2 separate regions of the Homo sapiens genome follow, and region 2 is linked to region 1. The links are chromatin contacts, found by Hi-C in ENCODE. All regions are on one chromosome and are shown on one strand. The core of a region is the stretch at or near the end of the contact, and the rest is flanking DNA. Distances in the headings are between cores, read along the strand shown.

Region 1 (7,499 bases), core at 1,418-3,917:
TTTGAAACAAATTCCAGACACCAAAGCAGTTTTATCTGTAAATATTTCAGAATGTATCTCAAAATGATTAGGACTCCTTTGGGTAACAATTGTAGACACAATATCCAGTAAAATGCATCCCGATCTAGTGGTATATTCATATGAACACATTGTTCCTAATATTTTTTCTTTACTGAAGGAGATAGCCTTTTTAAAATGCAATACAAAATTGGGTTCAGAATAATAGCTAAATTATTTTGCACAAGTCAAAGGAACCGAATTTTCATGGTATTTAAGAAAACCGTACCCAGAAGTCTGATGACATTAACTTCTTCAAAGGTATATTTTCTGGCTAGACTTACTAACTCACACGTTTACTTTGAAAAGGGGTTCTGAATGTTTCACTATCATCCATACAGCATCAAGACTGCTAAAGGATGATGGGAGATCACTGAAAGCCCTGACTCCTCACCCACGGGGACCACCGAGAATTCCTAGGGAAAAGCTGAACAACTCTAACAAGAGCCCAGCAGGTCACTCTTTCCTACACAGCCATGCCACCGATTTCCACAGCTCCTGCCAAGCCAAGCTGTTCATGGTTCCTAGAACTCCTTCATTTCCTACTGCTCGTTCAACATTGGACACTCTCTTCACTATTATGGCAATGAAAATGCCATATCCCGAAGGTGTTAGAAAAGATAAACAGTGGAGAACTACTGCATCTTTGATCCCTTTTCTGATTGTTGCTCTTTTGTTTGACTAAGAATTTTAATGGTTTTATTAGGCCACTCTGCTATCTGGCTCCATGCCCATAGTAAGTGGACACTGTCTGTTGAATAAATGATTCTTAACTCATTCCATCGCAGGTGACGGTGCCACGCACAACGCTGGCACTCCATGCACAAGCACTAAATGGGGGTTATTAACAAAATGCTGGATGAGAAAATGGGTAAGCCATTCTTATTGCAACACACTCCAATGAAAGAAAGACGTTTAGTCACTTTCATATAGATTTGTTATCTGTGTTGCAAGCAAACCACTCAAAAGTTGTCTTTTTAGAAACAACAAAACTCTCAATGAGTAGATTATATTTAATGCAGATTTTCTGAAGTGTGGCTCATTGCATTTCTACTTTAAGTAGGTAATCACACTAGTTCTAGAAAATGCAAACTAGCGGATAATGAATACTTAACAAAAAGCCTATGATTAAAAGTAATGGAGTTCGAGACATTGGCACATGTCAAAAAACCATACAATCCAAGCAATGCCATGTTTTGATGCATCCCGTTTGGTTTAGTAATCACCTTTGAATCTGAAAACGAATGTAGTCCAAACCCAACTTTCTTTTCCCATAAAAAAAAATGCACAGTCAGCCCCCCACTTCCTCTGAGAAAGAGTTCACAGCACCAGACAAGAATATTTGAATGAATCCAACCAACTGCACTGCAATTTCCAAGAAAACACAAGAGCATAAACCACCAGAAAGCATAATATTACAAATTTACCCCTTCCTTCCTACTATCTCTCTGCAGTTCCTAGCCGTCGTGCAAAAAACCTCTTCATCTTTCCGAAGGTTGGTTATTTGCTAGACTGTAGTAACACTGTGCCATCACACTCACCTCGCTTCCTTCCTCCGCCCACATCCCTAGCAGGCACGTGGGGCTGTCCCTCTTCCTTCACCCCCACAGGACAGCGCCACAGCCGCAGAGCCCCCATCCCGAGCCCGCGCCTCTCTGGTCGCGCCGTGTCATTCTGCCCACCCATTGGGCGACCTGGGCACGAGCACCGCGACCTCCCGCTCCGCGCAGCCCTCCAGCACCGTGGCCCCAGCACACCTGCAGAGCAGCCAGGCGCAGGAACCGAAACCCGCCGGGTGGTGGGCGGGAAGGGAAAGGTAGATGCCCAAGTGAAGGCGCTCATCTTTTTTCCTACGTGAACAGAAGTTGATTCTTAACTTCAAGTGAGAAATGACAGGGAGAAAAAGTATGCAATCACTACCAGAAAAGGTGAGAGGCCAGTGTTGTTTCCCAGCGAAGGGACGGGGTGAGATTCAAACCCATCGTCCGGCCAGGGGAGTCCGCCCCCAGAGCACCGAGAAGCTGGGGTGCGTGGGCGGAGAGAGAGCAGGGTGCGCCCGACAGCCCTGCGCCAGGTTGTCCCCAAACTCAACACTTCCTCTCTCCCTTCTGGAGTCACTTTCCCTTCCGGAATATGCAAGCTCTGGGTGGCCCAGCCCTGCCGCCAGACTCAGTTTCCAAGTGCGGGGGAAGGAGATGGGCGCTCTCAGCCGCGATCCCCTGGGAAGGTGGCCACTCACCTGCGCTCTGAAATAGAAGAACAGGGCGACGCTGCAGACAACCTGGCCCAGCCCCAGCCCCAGGAGGGCCACGAACATGGAGCGGGAGGCGGCAGGGGGCTGGTGCGGCGCAGGCGGCGGCGGGGCGTGCAGGGGGCCCTCGTGCGGGGCTCCGGGGCCGCCGCCCATCTCCTCCGAGCCACGCAGGTACTTGGTGTAGTCTCTGCTGGCGCGGCGCATGGCGCTCGGCCCTCTCGCTTCGGAGCTCTCCTCCCTCTCCCGCTCCCTCCCCTTCTTGTCTGCGGCCAACTCCGGAGGCTGCGGCGGAGCCTCGACGTGGGGCGCCGACTTGGAGCCCGGCTTTGGGTCCTGGGGCGCGCGGGCGAGCGGGCAGGGCGCCCGGCAGCCCCAACTCTTATAAACCGCTTGGAGAGCCCTGGCCTCGGGAGCCAATCAGCCCCAGGCGAGGCTGCCTCTTCCACTCCCACCTCTGGCTCCCCTTCCTTCCTTTCGCCCTCCCTCTCTCTCAATCTCTGTCACTGAAGGGCCTCCTTCATGGGGGCCCTCCAAGGAGGAGGCTGGGGGCTACTCCAGTGGTTCCAGACTCCCCTTGCCATCCTCAGCTGTCTTTCTGGAGGTCCAAGAGATGGGTTAAAGAAGACGCAGAGGACACCTTTGCTAAAGGATAAGGATTGCACCTCAGACATTCCTCCTGCATCCATTCTAGTTTGGTAGAGAAGGGACTTCACATCCTGGAGTCTCGGTTTCCTCCTTAGGATTTAGAAAGTTAAATTTGATGATCTCTGAAGACCCTTCCTGTCCAACCTCTCCCCCCAAAGTGCTTCCAAATATAGTTTCTCAAAGTATTTTGGAAGACTTCGAAAATTTCACAATCCCCTTCCCAAATCCCTATTTCTGCATCTTGAAGGTGACATTGAGCGAGGCAGGTCTTGAATGTGGCAGTAGAGAGCCTATAGACACCAACTCTGACTTTATAAAGATGAAAACAGTGCAGAGAAAAGGGTAAAGGGGCGTGTAGCCAGAAGCAAGCATCCGAGGAGGGCTCACCCAACAGTCAGGAAAGAGATGTAACACGAAGCTGATGATACAGTTAAATGTTAGTTTCATTGCTAAAGAAACCTTGCTAGGGCTTTTTAAAAACCTCTATTCAGAACTGTGGCTCTTAGTGAGAAAACAAAAATATTAACATTGCTCACAAATTCTGATACTTCTTCAGAAGGAAGTTGCTGACCAATTTAAACACCCATGAAACTTAGGATGTTTCCACTTTTTTATTAATACAGTTAGCCCACAGTATCCATGGGTTCCACATCTGTGGATGCAATGAACCACAGATCAAAAATATTTGAAAAAAAAAAAAAGGATGGCTGTGTCTGGACTAACATCTGTAGACTTTTTTTCTTGTGATCATTTCCTAAATGATACACAACTAGTTACATAGCATTTACATTCTATTAAGTATTATAAATAATCTAAAGATAATTTCAAGTGTACAAGAGGATGTGTGTAGGTTAAATGCAAATACTATGCCATGATATGTTAAGAAACTTGAACATCCATGGATTTTGGTATTTGCGGGGAGGGGTTTGGTGGTGTCCTGGAACCAGTCTTCCATGGATATCAGGGGACTACTGTGCCTTTTTATTTTGCATCCTCTTTCTGCCTAATTCGCTAATGAGTATTTCTCTAGGCAAGATTTGTGACAAATGACAGGTCTCTGAGTTATTAAAGCATGTGTTCTAAATTGAACACTTAGACCTCAGTAAATGTTGAGGAAGAGTGACCAGGTTGAATTTTTTTTAAAGGCAGCCATACAAAGAAAATGATCTGTTCAAATTCAAAAATGCCTTTAGCATTTATATGTGTATCAATATATAGGTTGGTGGAGAAGGGACAAAAAATTTTCAGACTCAAACATAGAAACAATTGACGTTAATTCTACTCCTTGTAGTCTTTGACCTCTTCCCACTTTTTGTTTGTTAACTTTGGGAAGTAGGTTTATTGTCTCCTCCTCCCCCTCCTCCTCCTCCTCTTCTTCCTCATTCTCTCCCTGCTCCTTGACTCAGGAAATAATTCCATATTTCTTCTTTCTTATAAATATTGATTGGGATCAAAGATTTTTAAAATGTGTTATAACAACTAAACCCACAATGATTTTACTATAGTGTCTTCCATTCTTTTTAATGGGTTTTTATACAACAATGTTTTATACATGTTTTTAATTCCTTGACATCTTGATCCTCAGGTTACAAGAAAGTCCCTCAAATCCCTGAATTATGTTCAGGTATACTTGACCCAGGAGCTTCATATATGGGACCGTATGTTACATTCCTACAGAGTTCTTCATATGACATTTCTACTAGTACTCCAAAAATGTCATCCCACTATCTTCTGGCTTCCATAGGCTGTATTAGATACTCCACTGTCAGTCTACCTGCTGCTGTTTCACAGGTAATGTATCTTTCTTGCCTATGTATTTACTTATTCCTTTGTCAACATTCACTCCCCAACTAATAGATAAACTCCATATGTTCAACGACTCTTGCTGTATTATTCACCTCTGTAACATTCACCATTTCCTAAAAATGTTGCCTGCTATAGTAGGTGCATGGTAAATACTTGCTGAATAAAATTTGAGCAAAGAAATCTTCAAAGCCTCTGCCAGTCTCCCAGTCTAAGCCATGCTATATCTTATCAGAATGAATCACACTTGCCCCCTGAAGAATTCTGTGCACACTGATCAGGATTTTCTTCTAAAAGCAAAAGTATATGTCATTTCCATACCTGCAATTCTTTGGTGGCTTCTAAGTGTTGTTGATAAAGTCGAAACTCTGAAGATTAAAAACCTTCAATAGGCCAGGCGCAGTGGTTCACTTCTATAATCCCAGCACTTTGGGTGGCCGAGGCGTGAGGATCACTGGAGCCCAGGAGATGGAGAATAGCCTGGGGAACATAGGGAGACCCTATCTTTACAAAAAATGAACAAATTAGCCAGGCATTTTGGTGCACATCTCTGGTCCCAGTTACTCAGAAGGCTGAGATAGGTGGATTGTTTGAGCCCAGGAGGTCGAAGCTGCAGTAAGCTACAATCATGCCACTGCACTCCAGCCTGGGAGACAAAGCAAGATTCTGTCTCAAAAATTAAAAAAAAGATAAAAATAAAAATAAAACTCTCCAATAGTCCTTCACAAGCTGGCTCAAGACTCCTTTTCTACATCAGCTTCAAATACTACCTAACTGGAGCGCTCATCTCTCCAACTTCTACACCTGGAGGACTCTCCCACTTGTCTTTCCTTTCTCAGCTCAAATGTCGCCTCTCCAGAAGTCTTTCTCAGCTCTCCTCACCCAGGTGGCTCCCTCTGTTTTATGCTCCCATGGCATCCTTAAATTCTCCTGTCATGTCACTCATGCATTTCTTCATTTACTCTACAGATATATTAGTGAGAACCCACTATATGCCAGCACTGGGCTAGAAACATGGTGATCAAGATGGAACATGGGGCTTACACCCTAGTGGGAAAAAAAAAAAGATTCAACAAATCATCACACAAATCACTAACAAAACCGTGATTAGTACTTTGAAGGCAAAGTGCAAGTACAATGAGAATCTTATAATACTAGGGTCTAGACCTATGTGGGGAGTCAGAGAAAACTCTTAGTACAATGCAAATGTGGGGAGTCAGCGAAAGCTCTTAGGCAAAGATAATGCTTTAAACTACTACTAGATAATGATTTAAACTACTCCCAGAGTAAAAACCACCCAGAGAGAAAGTGGCCAGGAGCTATCCTAAGCTGAGAGTGATTGTATTATTATAACAATTTGTTTAACATGTCTTCCTAATTGCATGTCTTATTTATCTGCCTTATTTATCATAAATTCATTAATATATTTATTTTAACAATATATCAACTAATCAATTAAGTCATTATCAAAATTATAAAATAGTTGAGTGAAAGCCTTGTAAGCTAATAGGTATTAAGAGATGCCAAGACACCAGAACATATTTGAAGATTCAAAGTTTATGTCAATACTCCACTGTAAATAACACAATGTTTGGATCAACATTTCTCAAACTATATTTCCTAGTACCTTAGTGTATTAACATAGAATTATTTTGGACTCATGTGAAAATTGATTGGTTCATGTTATTGAAAAATAGGGCTAAGTCTAGCTTCAGGAATGGTTGGATACAAGTCTGAATTTAATACCTTTCCTTTGAGCCAGGGAATTAAGTTAACCCCATGTGAACCTCATGTCATGGGCTGAGAGGAGGGAGAGATATTTGTCAAAGGAAAATTAAAGTGCAGATATGAGAAGGATAAGGAATTGCTGCACTGCTGGGCAGGTACAAATACTATAGCTGTTCATGTTCAGTCATTTGCTAGATCAGCAATTTTCAAACCTTTTACATTCTTCAAAATTTTGAGAACACCAAAGAGGTTTTATTTGTGTGAGTTATATTTATAAATATTTGGTGTATTCAAACTCCAAGCAGAAAATTTTACCATATTAGCATGTTAACATAATGTTAATATAATTTTATAAATAATTCATAATACTTTTATAAAATTATTTTATTTAAAAAAACAGATTTTCAAAAAAAAGTAGGGAGAAAAGTGCCACTGTTTTACATTTTTTCACATCTCTACAATTGGCCTGATAGAGTCACATTCAGTCCTGCACTTACTCTGTTACAATATTGCACATGATGCAGCCTTTAGAAAACTTCACTATATGAATGAAAATGAAAAAGGAAGTCATTCGTTATTATTATGACAGACGTTTCACTTTGCTGAACTCCGGAGAGGATCCATCTTCTAGAAGTCACCTAAATTCCTTGGTTCCTTCATCTCCAAACCTCATCACTCCAGTCTCTGACCTCTGATTCTGTCCTCACAGCTTCTCTCTGACTCTAACTCTAATCTCTCTCTCTCTTTCTCTTTTCTTTTCTTTTCTTTTCTTTTTTTTTTTTTTGAGACAGAGTGTTGCTCTGTAGCCCAGGCTGGAGTGCAGTGGCGCAATCTCGGCTCACTGCAAGCTCCTCCTCCTGGGTTCACGCCATTCTCCTGCCTCAGCCTCCCAAGTAGCTGGGACTACAGGTGACCGCCACCATGCCCGGCTAATTTTTTGTATTTTTAGTAGAGATGGGGTTTCACCGTGTTAGCCAGGATGGTCTCGATCTCCCGACCTCATGATCCACCC
Region 2 (7,499 bases), core at 2,640-5,139, 470 kb before region 1:
CCTATGGTTTACTTGGCATAACTGTGTAAATATCAGATAATTCCATTAACATGTTCTCTATTTTACTATTGTTGAAAAACAATTAGCATGCTTTCATCACTATGCTATTTCTCGTTTACTAAACTTCAGTATCATATCCTTGGGCTAAGAGGATCTGTATTTTGTTTCTTTTATATGCACAACACCATATCTGATCCAGTTGTAAACATGAAGATGTATTTCGACTTTTATTTTGAATGTTTTTTAAACAATGATGCTTTAAAACTAAACTGCCAGTAACAGAATGAGAAAAAATGACATTGAAAAGACAATATAATAGTAAAATGGTGAATCAGGCATAGTGTTGGTACCACAACTACAGTCATTTTCTACCAACTAGGCAATAACCAGGTTAAATTCTGCAGAAACAGAAATGTTGCTGTTTCTTTGACTTAGGAAAAATTGGGATATGAAAATAAAAGAAATCAGGAAGTATGATTTAAAAAAGTAAGTATATTCCTGTACCCTAGTATAGGCTAAAACTGCCGTAAGTGTCACACATATGTAGCAGTAGATGATGAATATGGATGCCATATGAGGCTTTTTTTTTAATTCTTTAAAAAAAAATTCACAAGGCTGCCTTGGGCAAGTTTTAGTTTTGAAACATTTTATCTGACGATTCAGACGTTTATGGCTTAAAAAAGTAGCTAACATTTTCTAGGCCTGCAGAAAATCTAATTATTGGATATATTTTTGTTGTTGTTACACAAAATTAGGGTACCACATACTTCTACTTATAGAACAAGCTGATCTTTCTATAAATATATGCACATATATACTTAAAAATGAAATCAGTTACAAATGCCACCAAAAAAATTCTTTTACAACTGGTCCAGCATAATGTTTGGGAACAGTGGTCTCTATGTAAGAAAAACCAAAAACCTAACATTCTACTTACATCAAATTTAGAAATTTAGTTTTTAATAATCTGTCATGGTCACCATGGGGGAAAAAAAGATGATATATATTCAAAAAACAAATTTATGTGATATGGGACAAGGGTATTTAAGCTTTTTGTTTTTTGTTTATTTTTGAGACAGAGTTTTGCTCTTGTTGCCCAAGCCAGAGCGCAATGGCGCAATCTCGGCTCACCACAACCTCCGCCTCCCGGGTTCAAACGATTCTCCTGCCTCAGCCTCCCCAGTAGCTGGGATTACAGGCATGAGCCACCATACCCGGGTAATTTTTTTTTTTTTTTTTGTATTTTTAGTAGAGACGAGGTTTCTCCATTTTGGTCAGGCTGGTCTTGAACTCCTGACCTCAGGTGATCCACCTGCCTTGGCCTCCCAAAGTGCTGGGATAATAGGCGTAAGCCAATGCACCCGGCCTAAGTTTTTAAAATTCATTACTTTAGAGTACACTTGTCAAAAATTACAAAAAGCATAGCTTTCACTGCATTCTCTCTGACCATATACAATGCATGAATATTTTGGATTTAAAAACTTCCAGGCATATGCATAATAGCACTGCAGAAAGCAACAGATGGCAAATTGTCAGTGAAATCGAATGGTTTCAAAATGGTGGCAGAGTTACCACAGAGAATCCTCATCCTAGACTGCTAGGTCTAGCTAAAGAAAAATCTTATGTTCTCACTAAATAGCATCATTACACAGTTATGGTTTCTGATGCCCGCTGGCCCTTCAAGCCTACTCTGTACCATCATCTTCCTCATCATTAATTAGTACCCTTTCCCATTCCTCATGGCTCGTACTAAACTTTTACTTTCTAAATAAGCCTTCAAGTTTTTCATCCATGCAGCAAGCATGAGCCCCTTATACTTTCTACTCCTTCACACCTGAATGCTATGTATGGGGCTGCTATGGAAAGTCCATGGGCTTCAAGTTAATCAGGCCTGGGCTCCAATTCAACATTCTGTGATCCTAAGCTATTCTCTTTGGGCCCATTTCCTCATCTATAAAATTAAGATACAAATACCTGTATCCTAACATGCTCGTAATGATTCAAACAAGGTTATGAAAAATAACCAGCACCTATGTGAACGTCACAGACATTCCATGTTGGTCCTTTTTTCATTCTCATATTATTTACTCTTACTCCTTTTGTTCCTCTCTGCTTTACTCCTGGGAAATCTTACTCAGCAATCAACTTCAAGCTCATCTTCTCAAAAAAGCTTTCTTCACTCACCTCTCACCCAAACAAAACTCTTCAGTACTCCATAGTACTCAGGAGATCTTTCTACTGTAATATATATTACATTAGTTAATACTCATTTACCTATTTCAAATCCCTTCCAACATGTAGGCTTCCGGAGGTAGGGACTGTGTTTTATTTCTTTGGATTTCCAAAATCTAGCAAAGCGTCATTTTCTAAAAGTTTGTATAATGACATGAAAATGATCTTAAGAAACTTTACCACTGTTACGGGCGGGTCTTTGGTCTTAGAGCTCCCAACATGGGGTGGGCCGCTCCCAAAATGACGGCAAGCCTTTTGTTCTCTGACCTGGGGTTCTTGGCCTCACAGATTCCAAGAAATTGAACCTTGGGCCATGTGGTGAGTATTATAGCTATTAGAAGCTGTGGGTCATGGAAGAGAACGGTGGAACCCAGCAACCAGTGTTCAGCTCGATTAGGGCACTTAGCCGTGCAGTAACAAAGGCGAGCCTTTAGCCTGATCAGGTGCGGCAATGTGCACCTCACTGGATCAGAAACGCAGTGGACACCCTGCTGGATCCAGAGGGGTGTAAGTCAGCGGCAGGTCTGCGACGGCAGCAAACAGCAGCGGTGGACAGCGAGCAAAAGCTCAGCTCGAACCGTAACAAACACGGACCAGAAGAGTGTGCAGTTGCAAGATTTAATAGAATGAAAACAGAGCTCCCGTACAATGTGAGAGGACCCAAAGGGGGTTGCCCACTCTCTGCTCCAATGCCTGGGTTTATATCCCAATCACTGCCCCTCCCCCTGTGCTCTCAGGCGATATATGATTTGACTATTTCTTTACCTCCTGCTTTTAGCTTAATTTGTATTTTAGTGAGCCCTCTTTACTACCTGATTGGTTGGGCGTGAGCTGAGTTACAAGCCCTGTGTTTAAAGGTAGGTGCGGTCACCTTCCCCAGTTAGGCTTAGGAATTCTTAGTCGGCCTAGGAAGTCCAACTAGTCCTGTCTCTCACCACCACCGAGATGTCTCTTGTAGCTCATATTTTATGTGTACCATACTGGTGACCGAAATTATGTTTTGAAATGGGAAAATATAATGGACAATGCTAGTTAAACTTAATTAAAAATCTAACATATGGTCATGCTTCAAAATATCCTGGACCAGGTAAATATATTCAAAAGTCTCACGGAAGACAAAGAAAATAAAGTTAGGACCTTATGTCTGGTAAATTTCCTTACAAAAAAAAAAAAATGAAGATAATCCACAGGTTATGTGGAAAACATGAAAGAATAACTAATTTGTTAAACAAACATTAAGGAAAATAAACTCCCAATAAAAAGGTTAGGTAATTTAGCAAACAGGCACTTGAAGGCTATTTCCCATCTCTGACTGGTTCATTAATTAATTCAATAAATACTCAGTATTTACTATGTGCCAGTCATGATTTTAAGCCCTAGGGATATATCAGACAAAATCCCTATCCTCATGAAGGTACATTTTAGCAAGAGAGACAGACAACAAACAATTTTAACAGGAAAAATATATAATTATTTTACGCAGTGATTTGTGCTATGGAAAAAAATTAAGCAGATAAAGAAGTAGGTATGTGTTTGTATGGTGAGAGTGAGGGAAGAGAGAGACCCTCTCACATTGTTTTATATTTTATACTCAGTACCTGTTTTAAGAAAAAAACAAGGAAGTGAAATCAAAGACAGGCAGCCTGGCCCCAGGCCCAAAACCACGCCCGAGCCTGCATGGCCTAAACCTAGTAGTTAAAAATCAACTCATGACTTAGAACCCGATGTTACCCATAGATTTCAGGCATTGTATGGAAGAACATTGTGAAACTCCCTGCTCTGTTCTGTTTCACTCTGACTACCAGTGCATGAAACCCCGTCACATATCCCCTAGATTGCTCAATCAATCACAACCCTTTCATATAAAATCTTTAGTGTTGTGTGCCCGTAAAAGGGACGGAAATTGTGCACTCGGGGAGCTTGGATTTTAAGACAGTAGCTTGCCGATGCTCCCAGCTGAATAAAGCCCTTCCTTCTACAACTCGATGTCTGAGAGGTTTTGCCTGCGGCTTGTCCTGCTACAAGAGCAACAAATTTAAAGTGAGTAGGGCAAGCTTCACTGAAAAAAATGACTTTTGGAAAAAAATTAAAGCAAGAAAAAGGATTCCTTAGATTTTGGACTAGCAATGGGAACAAGTGTAAAGTCCCTAAAGCACAGGTGTGCCCAGTGTGCCTAACGAATAGCCAGAAGGCCAGTGTGCATACAGCAGGAAGAGAAAGAGAAAAAAATAGGCAACAAGGTCGAACAGGTCACAAGGGGAGCAGATCATGCTGGGCCTTATATGGTCAACATAAAGACTAGCTTTTCTCCGAGTGATACAGTACATCATTGTTTTGAGCAGAGGCCTAAGATTATTTCAATTAAAATTCTAAGGATCATTCTACTTGTCATGTTGAGAATAGATTGTAGAGGATGAAAAGCAGAGGCATGGGGATGAGTTGTAAGTCTATTAAAATAATCCATGAAAGAGATAATGGTCACTTGGGCTACAGCGATTAATGATGGAAATGAGGAAAGTGGTGAGATACTAGATAGAGTTCGGAGGTAAGGCCAATAGGATTTGCTGAGACACTGGATATGGAGTCAAGGTTTTGAAATGAGAAAATATAATGGACAATGCTAGTTAAACGTAATTAAGAATCTAACATATGGTCATGCTTCAAAATACCCTGGACCAGGTAAATATATCCAAAAGTCTCTCGGAAGACAAAGAAAATAAAGTCTTTGCAACCAAAAGGAACTAAAAGGACCTTTTAGTTGTCTTGAGCAACTAAAAGGAAAAGAGAAGAGTCAAGGTTATTGTCTTGAACAACTAAAAGAATGACACTAACTGCCTTTTGCTGCAAGGACTGTGAGAGGTCTGTGGCAGAGAAAGGGTATGTCATGAACTCTCTTTTGGACTTACTTTCTAACAATATGCCGTGACGAGTATGATAAAGCCTAAGTGAAACAGTATGAGAATTCCTAACACCTAGAGGGTAAATGGAGAGGTCTCATCTACTAATGGAAAAGAAGAATGAGCCAGATGTTTGGAAAACATTCATTCTTTGTTATCTTGCAGTGAGTTAATTCTCAAGGGTTAATCACAAGCAAATCACTTTCTGCTGAACTCAGTGTTTTATGCTGTCTTACTATTAGGTTCAGTCTCCACAAAGAAAACTCTTTGAATTTAAACAACAGCAAGTGGAAAGGAGAAAAAAAGAGAGGAAACAAGAAAGACTGCTGGCAAATCAATATAATTTGGGTAAAAGAGGTATTATACATGCAGATTAGAATAAGGAGGGGAGGAGAATTTACATTCAAGAAAAAGTGTCAGACACAATAAAATGACAATAACGAGAATTTATAAAATTATCCTGCCCTAAAATCTTCAAGCCAATATAAATTTCAGACTTTCATATCTAAATTGAACCAATCTACATTAAGACACCCTACCTTTACCATTATTGTTCCATTGCCAAAAGCAAATACATTTGAACTTCTCCCAAAACACCAATTCCCACGAAACCCTTACATTAAGCAAAAAAGAAAGGCAAAGCTAACTACATTTCTATTTGCTCTGTTTTTAAGTTGCTTAATTTCTCTTAAACCACAGGCAAGCATTAGTATCTACAGCAAGACTAGTGAATAAATAAAAGGGCGAAACAACAAAATCAGAGGCCAAACATGTTAGGAAACAAAACTCTTAGGCTTACCCCAAATGAATGTTACTCCACTCTCCAGCATAATTAAAAACTCCTCAAAGTTAAATCTTCACTATAGATAATGATTTTTTAAGAATAATCTTTTTCACACTGTCAGAAAAGGTCTAGAATAAGTAAATAAATAATAACAAGAATGATCTTTTAAGTACTGTTTTGCATTTACTCAAAATAACAGTGTGAGTCATGGCTCTACTTTCTCATAATATAAGAAGCTTTTGAGGTCAGGCATGGCAGCTCATGCCTGTAATCCCAGCACTTTGGGAGACCAAGGCGGGTAGATCAACTGAGAGTCAGGAGTTCGAGACCAGTCTGGCCAACATGGTGAAACCCCGTCTCTACTAAAAATACAAAAATTAGCTGGGAGTGGTGGCACACGCCTGTAGTCCCAGCTACTGGGGAGGCTGAGGGGGGAGACTCGCTTGAACCCGGGAGACGGAGGTTTGCAGTGAGCCAAGATCATACCACTGGACTCCGGCCTGAGTGACAGAGCCTTTCAAAAAAATAAAAATAAACAAATTTAAAAAGCAGCTTTTTTAAACCAAAATGTGAATAAATGTGACTGGTCAGAAAATCTTGCTCCTGTCATCAACCATGTCCTTCCTGACAGCCTGGAGAGCACTTGCAGCCCCTGAACTCATCACAGGCTTGCCAAACCAGGTTGCATATTTGGCTTTAAGTTCTTGAACCCAGGAACATGGTGACAGTTAATTTTATGTGTCAACCTGGCTACACTATGCTTACCCAGTTAGTCAAACACTGATTTTGGGGTTGCCATGAAAGTATTTTGGAGATGTGGCTAACACCTATGGAGTTTATCTTTGATAATCTATGTGGGCCAATCTATATGGACCAATCATTTGCAAGGATTTAAGAACAAAATTGAAGTTTCTCTGAAGAAGAAGAAATACTGCCTCAAGAATCTCATCCTATCTGAAAGCTCTCAGACTGTGGGCCTGCCCTACAAATTTTAGACTTGCCAGCTACACCACCACAGCTGGTCCCTACCTTATGTGGCACCATGACATTTTTTCTCAAGATAAGCTCTCCCTCTTTTGAATCTGCTGGCTTTCAGTTTGGGAGCTGGAGCACTTGAGTCATATCCCCCCATCCTAGTTGACTCTTAATGCACTCCTGCCCTTCTGTTTCACCACCCTTCATGTAAAGATGTTATGATTGATCCCTGTCCCTAACACAGGAGAGTGCCTGCTCTATATTGCTTCTCAGCTACTAAGAAGGAGGAAGAAACAAAACTATAGTAGTCCTCTCTTACAGTTTTGCTTTCCATGGTTATAATAATATATTTCCAGAGAAAGAGAGACCATACTCACATAAGTTTTATTACAACTATAGTTATTATTGTTCCATTGCATTGTTTGTTGTTAATGTCTTACTGTACCTAATTTATAAATTAAACTTTATCATAATTATGTATATATAGGAAAAAACATTGTGTATGAAGGGACCAGTACTATAGGAAAACAATACTGTATCTGTAGGGTTCAGTACTTTCCATGGTTTCAGGCATCCACTGGTGGTCTTGGAACACAGAACCCACAGATAAG

What was found. Hi-C counts contacts between places; a loop is a spot of excess contacts on that map. Pooled maps may share reads with other maps.
Region 2: a pooled map shows a loop between it and region 1 (2.4-fold over the local background). The contact joins the enhancer-like site here to the promoter of TNFSF11 in region 1. A Hi-C loop is called at or near these places in 2 of 37 single-sample maps with no recorded cell type and 1 of 50 pooled maps.

Annotation. Positions count from the first base shown.
Region 1 is chr13:42,569,320-42,576,818 of GRCh38, reverse strand. It overlaps TNFSF11 (TNF superfamily member 11), which reads right to left and starts at 2,667. Exons shown (of 5, transcript NM_003701.4): 1 at 2,297-2,667. The coding sequence starts at 2,515. RefSeq lists an enhancer at 2,070-2,269 and a silencer at 2,360-2,729.
Region 2 is chr13:43,042,066-43,049,564 of GRCh38, reverse strand. All of the region lies in intron 1 of DNAJC15 (DnaJ heat shock protein family (Hsp40) member C15), which reads right to left. Among named protein-coding and RNA genes, the nearest start is that of DNAJC15, 22 kb to the right of the region's middle. RefSeq lists enhancers at 2,741-3,416, 3,758-3,817, 3,918-3,967. Within about 2 kb of position 3,889, at least 16 of the 41 ENCODE cell types and tissues checked have a DNase peak (open chromatin) inside an H3K27ac peak, as active enhancers do.